Linked DNA regions of Mus musculus: region 2 is linked to region 1. Evidence: chromatin contacts called from ENCODE Hi-C or POLR2A ChIA-PET data. All regions are on one chromosome and are shown on one strand. Each heading gives the region's core, a stretch centred on a gene start or an enhancer-like site at or near the end of the contact. The rest is flanking DNA. Distances are from core to core; before and after follow the strand shown.

Evidence for each region. Hi-C counts contacts between places; a loop is a spot of excess contacts on that map. ChIA-PET counts read pairs that join two places held with the same protein, here RNA polymerase II (POLR2A).
Region 2: a loop to region 1 is called in a map of Patski, with 3 times the contacts of the local background. The contact joins two enhancer-like sites. A Hi-C loop is called at or near these places in 2 of 37 maps with a recorded cell type or tissue (Patski and regulatory T cell). POLR2A ChIA-PET finds 5 or more read pairs at or near these places in 1 of 5 experiments (Patski).

What each region holds. Positions count from the first base shown.
Region 1 is chr3:101,569,717-101,577,035 of GRCm38, reverse strand. It overlaps Atp1a1 (ATPase, Na+/K+ transporting, alpha 1 polypeptide), which reads left to right. Exons shown (of 23, transcript NM_144900.2): 22 at 26-117; 23 at 452-817. The coding sequence ends at 480. Among named protein-coding and RNA genes, the nearest start is that of Atp1a1, 31 kb to the left of the region's middle. Within about 2 kb of position 4,760, at least 1 of the 3 ENCODE cell types and tissues checked has a DNase peak (open chromatin) inside an H3K27ac peak, as active enhancers do.
Region 2 is chr3:101,795,805-101,803,123 of GRCm38, reverse strand. No RefSeq gene overlaps it. Among named protein-coding and RNA genes, the nearest start is that of Gm33381, 29 kb to the left of the region's middle. Within about 2 kb of position 3,128, at least 1 of the 3 ENCODE cell types and tissues checked has a DNase peak (open chromatin) inside an H3K27ac peak, as active enhancers do.

The sequences.
Region 1 (7,319 bases), core at 3,511-6,010:
GACTTAGTGCTGATTTCATTTGCAGACCTACATGGTGGTTCTGTGCCTTCCCCTACTCCCTTCTCATCTTTGTGTATGACGAGGTGCGGAAGCTCATTATCAGGCGGCGCCCTGGCGGTAAGTGGGACAGGCAGGGCTGGACTTCCTCCCGTCAGGTCACAGGTACGCGGCCACGGACACAACTGTGCTAAGGTAGAAACACACCGTGGTTTTTAAGACCTTAAAAAGTGCAAGGCAAATGTAGAGAAAGCCTTAACATAAACCTAATAATAATAATATTCTTAGAGAGAGCTAATTAGCTACATCTGAGGTCTCAGATACACATATGCATACATGCGAGCGTGTATACACACACACACACACACACACACGATTATCCTTAGCGAGTCCCTGTCCTGGTTTTTCCCAAAAGAGGACTCACTACCTATGGCTCTCTCTCTCTCTCTCTCAGGCTGGGTGGAGAAGGAAACCTACTACTAGCCCACTGCCCTGCACGCCGTGGAACATTGTGCCACACACTGCACCCACCCCTACCCCCTCTTTGTGTACTTCAAGTCTTGGAGCTCGGAACTCTACCCTGGTAGGAAAGCACCAAAGCATGTGGGGATGCAGACGTCCTGGAATGAAGCATGTAGCTGTAACGGGGGGCGGGGCGGGGGGGAGGGCTGCCTGAGAAACACCGTGTACGGGGACGACAGCGGGCAAGGTTTATACGTGCCTTTTTGTTTTTGTAAAAAAGGAAAACCTGGAAAGACTGAAAGATTACGTTTTATATCTGGATTTTTACAAATAAAGATGGCTATTATAACGGAATTTGCTTTTGAGTCCTTGTCGTTTCTTGTGGCAGAGGTTGAATGTGACAAGCTGTGCGGTGTTTCCAGGTGGATCCCAGGCCGTCAGCTCTGAAGCATCTCCTGGGCCTTGTTAGGAAAGGCAGCCCAGCCCTGACAAGGCTGTCAGCTGCGTTAATAAGCTCCCCAGGTGACTGACACCCACATCTGAGAGCCAGGGGCCAAGAGGAAACTGTTCCCATTCTTCTGGTCCACGAGCTCCCCTGACCCACTTTCCTGGACAGTGCCCTGGTTCCCGCAGCCACCGCCCCACCTGTTCCTTGGCTCTGGGCTTCTTTGAAGAACCCTTCACCTAGGTGAATTCCTGACCTCAGCCAAGGCCTATGCAAATCTCAGTCCCTCAGGCCTTCCTTCCTGCTTGCTCTCCAAATCCAGCCCACTCCAAGTGCCTCAGAGCCCGTTTGTCTAAATGGGAAAGTCTACGTGGCTGTCAGACATGTGTGGTCTGGTACTCCGTCCATAAATCCTTCCCTAAGTTAGTGCCACCAGCAGCAGTTCCAGGAAGTGGTTACAGGCCAGGAGGCCTTGAAAAGATGAAAGGTTCCATGTGCTTCCAGGTCTCGGTGGAGGAGCATGCACTGCAATCAGGGGCCTTCAGTGCTAGGAAGGGCTGTTAACCATGGCTCTCATTGCCTCTCCTGAGGGAAGTATAACGAGCTGTGGTCACCTCTGGTGCCAAATAGTGACCTTCATCCACCAGATGATCTGTGTGTGTGTCTGAGAAGTCTAGCCCATCAATCCTGTTCCTCTGTTGCTCTGACGTGGGTGAGGGGAGCAAATGTCACATGCCCCCTTAATAGCCATCGTTCATCTCCTGCCTTGGGCTCTTTACTGATCAATGCATGCAAACAAGTCATCTTCTACAAGAAGTGTCTCAAAGCAACATCGAAACTGGGAGGAAAGAAGAGCCCCTGGGATTAGAAGGCTCCCACCAAGGCTGAGGAGACTCTAGGGTATCCTCTTGGGGAGACGTCCCAGTGAACTTAGACCACCACAAGCCTGTTTGTCCCAACCATGACACTTTGTTCATTTTCTGTCACTCCTGCGTGTTATCCAGTGACAACACACTATGATGAAGGTCAGGGGTGTTTACAGACAAGGAATTGACTCAGCCTGATACCTTAGGCCCTCCCTGGAAGGACAGCTTGCTGCCAGTCAGAGCCCCTCCACTGTTCTAATCTGGGAAGCACCTCAGAGAGAGGAGGGCTTCTGAGGCTCCACCCCCTTGTCCACCAGGACATTTCTGCCCTTTTCTGTTTAGTGATTGTTCATCATTGGATAAGGGGTAGGTAGTCAAATACTGAATGTAGAAAAAGAAGCTAAGTAGCCAGAGGTTCAGGGCAAGCTATTGCCAAAACCAAGTCTCCTAGTGGCTGGGGCTTCCCACCCTGGTGACTAGGCTCTAACTCCTCCCTACACTAAAGCTGCATGAGCCTATGAGGAATCTCTCTGACCCCTCATAGTAACAGTGCCTAAGATGAGGTCAGTGACCAGCCAACTGTCTGTGCCCTACAGATGCGCATCTGAGCCTGCCCTGACCGCCCTCTTGAGTGCTCCCCAAGGCTTTGGCCTGTACACTGCTTGCTTTACTGGTCCTTGCAGCATTTGAAAGTGAGTCTTGTTGGCCCTGTACATCCTGAGTTCCCACCCCTCCCTGTGGCCATCTCACACTTTCTCTGGGCCATAAATGAGGGCCCCAAGAGAACCATGACTTCTTTCCTTGCTCACTTCCCAATTGGAACACTTATTCCTCCATTCCCCGCCCCCCTCCCTCTTGACAGCAGCCCCCTGAAACCATGTATCTGAAATCAATTGAGCAGACTATCCAGCCATGGTCACTCCTTAGTCCTTCCTGGCCTCAGCAGCACACACGCCACCTGCCATACCACTTCCAGAACACCTCCTGTCCTGCAGCCATCTCGGCTCACTCAAGCCCCTCATTTCTCACGGCTCCTTGCTCCTTGGTCCTCACAAGAATAGCTTCCTGTCCTTCTTTCCCCTGGCTCTGTATTCCTGCTGGGGTCATCTCCACCTTTAATCTGATCGTTCCTCCCTAAATCCACTTGCATCTTGGACATCTTCACGTATTCGGAAATTAGGCGCTTTACCTAAGAGGCAAACCTATTTAAGTACCTGCAAAATGAACAAAATCTGGGCTGTGATGCATCCATCTCCTGTTGCCCAAGCCAAAAACTTGGAACTATAGAGACCTCTAACCATGCTGTGACAATCACCAGGATGTGGGCGCCGACAAGGCAGCCGTGAGCACGGACAAGGCGGCTGAGGTCAGAGGCTTGGTGTTTTCTGATAGCCCAGATTCAAGCACAGCTATTTAGTAATTGAATGACTTCTAACTCATTTTTATATCTATATGTGTGAGTGTGTGTATATGTGTGTATATACTATATAATTATACTATATATCGTAATTATATATATTACATAATTACATATATATATACACATAATTACAGTATATACTATAGAAAATTGCACAATGCCTATGCAGCTATAATTTTTAAGTGTATGCTCATTGGTACCACTGCTTCCCAGGGGGAAGAGCTTAGCCTATCTGATCTGTGCCCAGGTTGCCACCAGCCTGTGACTTAGGGTCCCTCTATCTCAACACTGAAGTTTGAAATCAGAGAGTTGAAGAACAAGCAGGTGTCTAGAACTAGATACAGAGTTAGAGTGGGGGACCATGTCAAAGTCATGAAGAAGTCAAGCTCCTCTAAGAAGTACAGAGGCATCAGTAAGGGCACTGGACCCCGGGCTGACCTGGGTTCCGAAGCATTGTCGTTGATCTGGGTATCTCAGGATCTTATAAGAGTCCCTCTCTCCCCAGTGAGGATGGGATGGCCTGTCAGATCGCTGACTTGTGCCTCATACACAGTTCCCAATGTGTTATGTAGTCACCTTCCACTGTGAACCCTGCTCAGCTCAGTGCCTCACAAAGGACGAGTCATACAGCGGCCAGAACTCCACTCAAAGAGAAGGGCAGAGACCTTACTCAGAGTGCCATGTAGCTCAGAAGGGAAAACAAAGGGCAAATCCGGGAGAGGGCTCACACTTTCCCCCAAACCACTCTGAGTCCCCTGAGGGGTACACACAGCATGCTGTGATGTTCACAGGGGCAGGGCCTCCTGTTGGACACACACACCCTATGGGAAAGGTTCCCTCCCCTGTGCATCTGGAGGTGGGGGCATCTCTGGGTAGGCATCGAGGTATTGGCTCCTCAGCTTTCCGTCTAGGCAATTCACGGGCTCTACAAGCCTCTCTCCCTGACAGGCCATTACACACTCCTCACAAGGTTGCTGCAAAGATCAAATAACCTGCAGAGAGGGCTTGGCAAGTGCCTGGGCCTTCCTAAGAGTTAGATAAAAGTTCCCCCAGCCCCGTTTCACTGAATATAAAACTAGGGAAAGTTTGCTGTTTCTACTTAGTGGAACTCAATACCTACCAATCACATTTATCACAAGCCGGGCAATGGTCTAAGCAAAACAAACAACAACGTGAAGTTCAGAGCTGTGAGGTGACGTGCCCAGTGCCTTGCCACTGACAAGTGACAGAAGGTGACACATCCACCTCCCAACCCATACCCAGGACACTCGGGCATGGCACGTGGGATGCTAATGCTTTGTCTCTAGCATATGAGATGCTTGGAAAGTTTTGACCATGTGGTAGAGAGCCAGGGCTGAAGCCAAGGACCAGAGAAGGGCAGTGCTTTTATGAGGGACAAAGAACAGGGGAGGTTGGAGCTGGCATTAAGACCGGAGCACAGCAAGTTTCTTGGAAACTGAGCACAGCCTGTTGAACAGTTATTCACATGAATTTGCCCCCAGGGCCTGAGTAACCAGGCTGCAACTTGTGTAACCGGGAAGCGTGAAGGCAGGCAGTTATGATCGGAGCAGCTCGGCCTGCCTCTCCCATTGGACCCCAGGGCAGTCAGTCTGGGACAGGCTTTCCCAGAGAAGGTGGCAGATCTGGTTCCTCCTACAGGTTGCAGAGGATAGCTTCTGGGCTTCAGCATTGCAAACTGGTCCCTAGAAGTCAATTTTTGTTCTGTCCTTGCCGAGGCTTGTGATGGTGGGTTTTTGTTTTGTTTTGTTGTTTTTTTAAACACTGTGGATTTCAGACCAGCTTTTCTGAAAGACAGAGGTCCCTTCCTCCTCCCTCTGGCCTGTCCCCTCTGCTCTCCCTTCCCTTCTCTTTCTACACTGGGGCTCTGACTCAGTGCAGTTAATCTGTGTGTAGGAAAGCAGAAATGTCTAAAGAGCCTGCTCAGTATGCGAGGAATCCTTTTATAGTATGAATAATGGCTCCATTAAAAACCTACGGCAAGGTTTAAAACTTTTCCTGGCGTGACAGACAGGAAGGGCATGGGTGCCACCCTGTTGCCCTGGGAACACACACACCCCCACTTACTATAGTAAGAGGCTTCTCTGGGGTGTCTCCCCCACCAGAGCAGACAGCGAAAGCCTCGAAGCCAGCTCTTCACCCCGTGTGTGTGTGTGTGTGTGTGTGTGTGTGTGTGTGTGTGCATGTATGTGTGTGTGTGTGCATCCCCAGGCCATCTGCTTCCATTCCAGAGCACTGGCACCCACAAAGGAGGGAAGCCAACACCCACTGAGCAGCTAATCCTGCCTGCAGCAGGCCGTGGTATTTTGGCCCGTGGTGGTTTATTGTGTCAAATCCCATGGAACTGATGCAAGTGGACCTCCACAGTGAGAAACTCAAGTCTGGAAAGGCTAGTGACTTGAGTAGATGGAAAGTATTGAGTGCTGTCTATAAAACATGTTTTTGACATAGGCTCCGTGGGCATGGATGTAAAAACATCTCAAATCACCATTGGTCATTTTACCCCAGCACGCTCACCCTACATCTGAACTCTCCTACACTCTAACATAGCACCAGTACTTGTAGGTTCTTCCAGCTGAAGATCTGCCCAAGGTGTGCTTGTTCCCAGACAGCAGTGAGGCTGGCAACCAGACAGTCGCTTGCTTAGTAAGTCTCATCCCTGTTCTTCTGTAGCAGCCGGCTGAATCACACTTCCCAACCTCCTGGAGGTTCAGTCAAGGGACTCTTGGAGGCAATGGGATGTGAGCTAGCCTAACACATGCATCTCTCCTCTGCTCAACCACAAGCCCTTAGTGCAGATTTGAATTAAAACGAGCCCCATAGGCTCAGAGGGAGTGAGTGGCATTACTAGGAGGTGTGGCCTTGATGGTGTGGGTGTGGCTTTGTTGAAGGAAGTGTGTCACTGGGGGGAGGGGGCAGACTTTGAGGTTTCAAATGCTCAAGTCACGCCCAGTGGCTGACTCTTCCTGCTGCCTGCCAATTCAGATATAGAACTCTCAGCTACCTCTCCAGCTTGTCTGCTTGCCTACCTGCCTGCCTGCCTGCCTGCCTGCCTGCCTGCCACCATGCTCATCACCATAACAATAATGTGTAGCCACCAGCAGCCAAGAGAACTGGGTTCCTGAAAGGAAAGCTGGGGGTGGTTGGGAAGGATGGACAAGAAAAAAATGAGACCGAGACAAAGTTTCTGATCAAAGCCAGATGCTTAATTCTTAAAGCCGAATATAAAGGGGGGAACCACCCCCCATCCACCACCACCCTCACCACCTCCACCACCCCCACTCCCCCCACCACCCCCACACACACAAGTTGCCCAGATCTTGACAGGAAAACAAGCACAGCTGCTCAGCAGGTAGTGGTTTCTTGCAGGAAGCTGCAGACAAGGCAGGACAATAGACTCCACCCTAGGTGGGCTAGTCCAACTGTGCAAAACAAGGTCTGATTTAGCCCGCTTAAGGGCACAATAATGGACTAAGCCTGTGGACTACAGCCCCAACTAAGTGCCTTTCTTTATAAGAGTTGCTATGGTCATGGTGTCTTTTCACAGCAATAGAAACCCTGCCTAAGACGCCCTTTCACACAAAACAAGTCTCCCTCTGTCTTGAGAGGATCATCTCATATTTCCACGTAACTGTACAAAACATATTATTGTGGCTCATGGTTTCAGGGTTCCAGTTCCCAATTGACTCCATTGCTCTGGGCCAGAGGTCAAGGTGTGTTCTTATCACACAGAGGGAACTGCTTAGTATCAAACCAGCCTTCCTCAGCTGACAAGATACAGATTGAGCTAGATGCAGGGCAACATATACCCCCTGAAAATATATCCTCTGTCACCTATTTCTTCAATTAGGTCCCATGTCTGGAAGTTTTCACCGCCTCTCCAGAACACCACCATATTCCAAATCCATTGGCAGATTAGTTGACTGATGAAGGCAGAGTCCTCGGGTCTGGATCTTAGTGACTGGATCCATCAGCTATGGACCTCATCTTCAACCCCTGTACCTTTAGAATGATGCTTACGTCACAAAACCCAATAGCTGAGTGGTGGGGTAAACAGCGGTGCTCTTTAGCACAGGTTCCTCTTTGACTGTACCCTGAAACCACACAGAGA
Region 2 (7,319 bases), core at 1,879-4,378, 230 kb before region 1:
ATATGTAGCGGGGGTGGGGGGGGGGGTGGGGGGGGGTTGCCAGATGACAACTTTCAGGGGTCAAGTCTCTCTTTCTATCCAATGGGCCTTAGGGGTTGAACTCAGCTCACCAGGTTTGAAGCAAGTTCCTTTGCCAGCTGAGTCATTTTGCTGGCCCTGAAAATGGTTCTCACGAAGCCTGCCTTACTGACCTGGAACTCCAAGGGAGACGAGGAGGGCAAAGCGCTAAGCTAACTGAAGAGGAAGTACCCCCCTCCTTCCTGTCATGAAACTGTCCCTGGACAGACTGTGCTCTGGATCCAATGGAGTAAGCTACCCACCCCAATGCAGACACCGTTCGGGACAGAGGGATCTTTAAAAATCTTACATCTAAATCCACCCTTCTAGATTATGCTGAAGGAAGAGCCTATATGTTCCCAGGACACCCCTGAGCTGCCCGAGGAGTGAGTGTTTCTGCCTTACCCCTCCTGCATCGCAGGGTTCTGCTTCCTTTTAGTCTTTAGGGTTTGCTTCTTCACACACGGAAGCCTTAGGATTGTCCTGGCTGGAAGGCATGCCCTCTGCTTTGTGAACTAGAAAATAGGAGACAACATGACTGCAGGTGGCAGCCTCTGAATGGTGGCTTAAACCCCAAACTGCCACTCACGGAGCACAGGTCGCGTATACCTGGCAAGAGTCTCTCCTCTCTCAAGTCTACAGCTTCCACTCTTCCTGAAAACCCTGCCTGCTCCACTCTAGGGGTCCGCATGGCAGGGAACAGCTTAGCCCCGGGATGGGTCTGCTGGCACAATATCTCTTGAAGCATTGTGTCACTGTGCCACTCCAACAAGATGTGATTTTCTTCAGTGTCAGGGCTATGCTGGGGACCACCAGGAAGCAGACTCAGCCCCCTTGGTTTGACCCAAGTTTCCAGGGCTTTGGTAAATGTCCCTATAGCATTTTGAGTCTTTTAAAGATTAAGTCAGTCTCCCGCCATGACTCCTGAAGGTTGAGATCTATATCTCTGACAAACACCAGCATTTGATGAATGAAGGAGAGGAGAGATATGCAAATGTACAGCGGTGTTTGAGTCTATCCCTTTTTCCTAGCCTGACCTTTCACCCTCTTCATCTGCTTCTCCCAGCCACCTCCAGCAGGACCCCACGGGCATGCTTACTCTCTGCAAGTGACGGATGGACTTTCTGATTTTTGACACGATTGCTCTTGTGTTCACTTTCTGAGTGACAGAGGGTTTCCATCTCCACCTGGGAAGAAGCCCAGAGCCGGGACCAGTTAGTGAGAAGCTCTTTTGGCAGCCGCCTGGATACATTAGTGTGTGTGTTAGTTTCATTTCCTGACACTGTGATATGATGAATGCTCCGGCGGACTCTGTTTAGGGAGAATGGTTTATCAGACTCACAATCCCAGGTTGCAGTCTGCCACTGAGGGGGCAGTAATGGCAACAGGAGCTTGAAGGAAGTAGTCGCAGTCGTAAACAAGAGCATGGGAAGTGCCATGTCAGAACTCATGGTAATTGTCAGTTTTAATTGTCAGCTCCACATAATCTAGAATCAATCGCTGGAGAGATGACTCTTAAAGAGAGGCCCTCTAACCAGCCTCGCCTACGGGCTCACCTGTAGCGGATTGTCTTGACTGCATTGATTTTGACATGGGAAAAAGGCCATTCTGAAAGTGGATACCACCATAGGACTGGACCCTGAACTGTACAGGAAAGGAAAAGTGAGCTAGGCACGCCCCGCCCCCACCCCACATTGGACCTGAGAGGAAAGTGGTCCCTAACATCATTTCATTCACGGACAGTCCAAGGCAGTTTTGCTGCGACCACATGCATTGTTGACTGTTCAATGACCCTGGACTATAAGTGGTGGACCCCCTGCCCCCAGTTTTCCATTGTGATAATCATAAAACATGTATCTATGGCTGTCCCCTCATTTAAAAAAGTTCCTGGGTAGCTCTCACCCCCCTCCCCACCCCCGCCCCCTACTCCCATGCCCACCATTCCCAGAATAAATTGGTTGGATCCGAATTCTTTTGTTGGTGTTTACAAATTGTTTGGGGTTTGTTTGTTTGTTTGTTTTAACCCAATGACAATGGAACATGGAGTCAAGGGATCCCTCTGGTGCGGTGACAGAAGAGTGATTCCAGATAGAGAAACAGCAAAAGCTAGGAAATGGGTGCCGCTGGGGGGAAGGGAGGGGACAGGAGGAGAGAGGGTGGAGTAGAGACTGATGTATAAAGACTGTTAGTGAGGGCCCAGGTGCCAGTGGGATCAGGGTCACCAGCGTCGGGCTTCCCTTCCGTGTCTGTCTCAGTTTCTTTATTACTTTCTTCATCTTACCATTTGGTTAGGAGGCCCTGCCTCCAAGGGGCTCTGGCAACACTAAAAGAGCTCCTGTGGGTGAGATGTGAAGACTGTTCGAGCCTATGGTTCACTTCAGCCCCGGAGGCCATTGCTCCTTCAGCCAGTCCCACCCCACCCCCAACTCCCCCACCCCCCCACCCCCGCCCCGGGCATGAGCCGCGTCATCAGCAACAGGAAGTCACAAAAGTCTGAGCACCTTCTACCCACCGCTCTGTGCCTGGAACCCTCAGGCACTGTGGTTTTCCTTGCCTGGTGGCATCTGAGTGCGACCTATACCCTGCAGAAACACAGATAAAATGTGTGGTCCTGGGCTTCCCCGCACGTTAGAGCTGTGGGACCCAGGGGGGCAGTGAAGGTGTTTGGTACTCAGGCCTCTAGCGCAGGTGTATGACCCGCGAGTCCAGCAAGTTGGAAGCTCTGGAATAATACAATGAGGAACACTTCCCTTTTTTTTTTTTTTTTTTTTTTTTTTTTTGGTCTCAAAGTAAAATACCAAACACGACCCTACAGTAAAACATAGCAATAGGTCTTCTCATGAGGGTCACAGTTGATCTGCGGAAATCTGTCATTCCCATCAGGTAAATTTCAATCCCAGAGCAGTAAGTAGCTCCTCTGGGAACCAAATCCACCACGCAGTGAAAGCTCACACTTCCCTTTCTGAGCTCCTGCGGTGGTCAGCCAGATCTACTCAATCATGTGTGACCTTCTCTGACTCAGCCCGCAAAGGAGGCTGGGAGCAAGCACCCTCTTGGAGCAGTCAGGCTCCCAGAGTCCTCCCAGTTCCTCCCCAGCCCCGTTTTTCCTGTTGAATGTGATGGGCAGAGAAGGCTGCTCATTGGAGTCCCCTCAAACTAGCTTCGGTGGTGTCTTCAAGGGAAGTGACCTTTCTGAGTGGGTCCCCAGAGCACTAGAGATGCTGAGTGCGGTGACTCTGTGTGACACACCCTTGGCTTCTGCTCGCTTTACTGCAGTAGAAGCCTGATATCTGGCAGCCTCTGCCACCAACCCCAGGCCTGCACTTTGGGCACTGAGCATGCAATCTCTAAGTGCTCTGGACTCCTTTGAGAAAGAGGACATTAGCGCTGATGTTATTATATAGTAATGAGAAAATGTTCCTGTGGCAGAGCACAGTGTACTCTGCAAGGAAATATAGTTACCGGAATTACCCTCTCATGTATCGCCCCTCCAGGATATCAAAGTTGACAGCCCGGACTCAGGCCTGTGGTCATTTCCAGGTCACCTATCTGGTCCTCCTTCAACCTCCTCTGGCCTCGGAGGCTCAGGTCAGGTGCCTTCCCACCTATCTTCCCTCCACTCCCGAGAGTTCTGGGTGGACAGCAACTGTGCAAACACTTGGCTCAAATTTCCTTGTTCAGTTGCTGTGACAGAACCTGGGGTTAGGCAAAGTTTGCTTTCATTTTACACACAAGGAAAAACCAGGCCTGGAGTGGTTAAAGCCACTTGGCCAGTGACACACCAGGGGATGGAAATCCAGGTAACGGGGCTCGGTAAACAGATGATTGGACCCCATGCTTCGCAGCCCCACAGTCTGGGGCTTCTGTGTGGGTCTAGGTGCAGAACAAATTGTAGTCATCACGGTGCTTAGCATCCTGAGCACCGGGTGCTACAGAGTCAAGAAGTACTACTGATGAGCATCCCAGCTGTGTAGGAGGGGAAGCCCCCAGGCAAGCTCTGGGTCCCAGCGAGTGGACAGAGAGCCTCCATCTTAGCCACCTCCTCTTTTACCTGCCTACTTCTATCATGTGTGGTCCTAAAAGGAAGCCCATCCGATTCTACAGCCTAATGTCATCCTAAACACAGAGGAATTCCATGATCTTCTTGCATACATCCATTAACAGACCTACTGGAGAGGGACACCCCCTCCCTTTCAAATATGAGTATGGGGTAACTTGGAGAATGTACTAACTTTAAGCTTGAGTCCCTAGAGCTGATAAAAGTGACAGCCATTGAGAAGTGGGGGTGGGGTGGATTGAATTAGCAAATACATTGCTCTTAAGGATCTGAACAAATTATTATTTAAGTTGCTGAATTTTGGTCCATGGTATGGCTTTGTATGAATGCCATTCTGAATATTAGTTTAATAAAATAATGTTTCCACGTATACAGAAACAGGAGAGAGCTGAAGCCCATTTTGCAGTGCGTAGGCAGAGTGTAGCTGTGGTGTGGTGGTGGTAGGTGGTGGGCAGCTTTGAGTCCGTTCTTATGTATGTTCTGGCTGAAGCAAAGTCGTATGGATAATGAGACCACTACGACGATGACGACGTGTCCAAACAGTCCCTGCCTTTCATGTGTAGGCCTTTGTACCTTTGGATAGACTTTGGATTTGTTTTGCTTTCCTTTTGAATTTCACGAATTTAATTTATGAGATAAATAAAATTCCCGAGAAGTTGCCAGGGTTGCCAGGGGCCCCCCAGAAGCAGCCTTGTGCAGAGCAGCTGAGTTAGAAGAGCCAGCTGCTGCTCAAAGGCTCTGGGCCAGCTCCCTGAGCATGGCCATTAGCCAAGGAGACCATTCCAGCTTCAGTCTGGGGCTTTGCTAGAACATTGACCAAAAGCAATGCAGAAGAGGAAAGGGCTTATTCAGCTTACACTTACGGGTCACTTTCCATCACTGAGGGAAGTCAGGACAAGAACCTGAAGGCAGAGAATGCTTGCTCTTGCACACAGCATTGCCTCCAGCCAGGAAACTCACGCACAGCCAAGGATGTACTTACGGCAGGAACCACAGGGCACAGCAGGCTCACTCACGGGCAGGCGCATGCTTAGTTAGCTTTCTTATACCACCCAGGGCCACCTGCCTAGGAAATGATGCTATCCCCAGTGAGGCTGGGTTTATGGTTGTGTGTCCCTGTGGATAGGGGTCTGTTCTCCTGGAAGTTTCAACAGTGGTGACAGACATTGTCCCCCTTTGCTTCTGTTCTCAGCCCCCAGCAGTGTTCTGTTCTGCTGTGGTGCTGGAGGACACAGCCTCCCAGCTCCCCCTTGTCCTCACCCAGGTTTCTGCTCTCCTACTGCCCCACCCAGGCTGCATGAGGATGAAGCTGGATACCATGCTGTTTGTTGGAGAGCATTCGTGTTGAACAGAGAAAAGGGCCAGTATCCCTGGAGCCTGGAGGGTGTGGCCACAGATTTCCATATCCTACCACCCTCTTTGGACCTGAGTCTCCCTCCTACCCAGGCAGGAGCAACCTATGAGGAGCCCCCCCACCCCCCTCTGTGCTCTCTCATTGTCCGGCATCTGCATGGTGGGAGGGGGGGGCTGGGGAGGGGGACACTCTTCACTAGATATTGCCAGTAGAGCTTAAGGATTCCAGGCCACCCTGCCCTGAACAGTTGGGAGAACTGGAGATGGGCTACTGCCCCTGTGAGGCAGATGCTCTGAAGCCAGGTCTGGGAGAGCAGCCCTTGCCACACAAACCTGAGGCGATTCCTTCTGTAGCTCCAGGTCTTTCCTATTTGGTCAGGGTCACCCTCAGACTTCCCCTGGGGAATTGCTGGGCAGTGTGGCCTCCATGTGGGACTTCTGTTTGGTGAGGAAAGCACTAAGAAGCTCTACAACTAGGGATACATTGCCAATGCCTCCATGACTTGTTTTGTCTGTCTGTAAAATGGGGAAGAGTGAGAATTAAAGCAGCCACTCTATGCTAAGTAACCTGAACAATATCTGGAGGGTGGGAGACAGTAATGTCTACTATTAGGAGACAATCTCTGCCAGCCGAACTAACTTTTCTCTGGGTCTATTGGAGGGAAGAAAGGACAGTTAAGAAAGGACAGTTATCTCTTGCTGTGTCAGAGGTGGGAAGAGAGGAAGGCCACGGCCCTGTTATCCCTGGGAAGCACCCATGATTGTAGGGAATCCCCCCACCCCACCCCCACCGCCCGGGGCTGCCTCTCTGTCAAGGCAGGTGAGGACATAAGCGGCACAGACCCACCTCCTAGGACAGTGTACCTAGCTCTGCCTACTCTGAAATCTTTCCTTAAAGGTCATCGGAGCACCAGGACCCTCTCTCTAGAACTTGTTTCTTGATAAGGCCGGCAGATACAGGCTCTAAATTTAGACTTCAATAGGATTTTAAGTAAACACATTCTCCACACCAATTTGGATCACTCTTCTCTCCTGGAGCAGCGGGACCTATAGGGAGGCACAGAAGAGAAATGTCAAAGGCTTCAGAACGTGGGAGTGGACCCCAGGGAGAAGGTCGTCCTGGGGACTAGCCTGGCTTCAGGGATCTGCTGCCTCAGTGCAGGGGCCCTTAGCCACACCCTGGGTGGCCCACGCAGTCCGTCACACCCAAGGCACAACGTAGCACTGCTCTACTGTCTGGCCACGGCCCAGCAGGGAGGGAACAGGTGGCCAATGTTGTCTGTTGCCTCCTTTCAATCTTTTGAATGTAGCTTTCAGTGAGAGCAGTGAGCATTGAGCCCGTCTAGGGATGCAGGGGCCAGACAGGGAGGTGCAAGGGGTTCCTGGCAGCACTCACAGAAGGCTGGGAACTCAGATATCCAAATATCCTTACTGCTCCTTCTTCCTGCGAGCTGGGACGACGTGGTCAAAGGGCGGCTGAACGTGTCTGTTGCACCTGCGGGTCTTGGGCCTTTCATAAGGGAGGAGGGACAGTGGGAAGGAAGAGGAACGTCGAAAGAGGAGGGAATGAGGTGTATGTGTAAAGGAGGGGCGGGGAGGATTGGTACCCAGTGTTCTCCACCCTGACTACGGGGGTCCACTGTTCCCTCACTGGGGCTCCTCTGAATGGGGCACCATAGTAATTAATGGGTAACCTCATCTGAAGGACAGGGCTGGGCTGGGTGGGATGGCAAATATCAAGGCCTGAGACATCCCAGTCAGAGGGCAGAGAGATGAGGAAGGCCAGATGACACCCGCGGGGGTCAGGAGTGGCGGTCTGACTCAGTGGTGCCCCCTGTCGGTTGGAGGGACA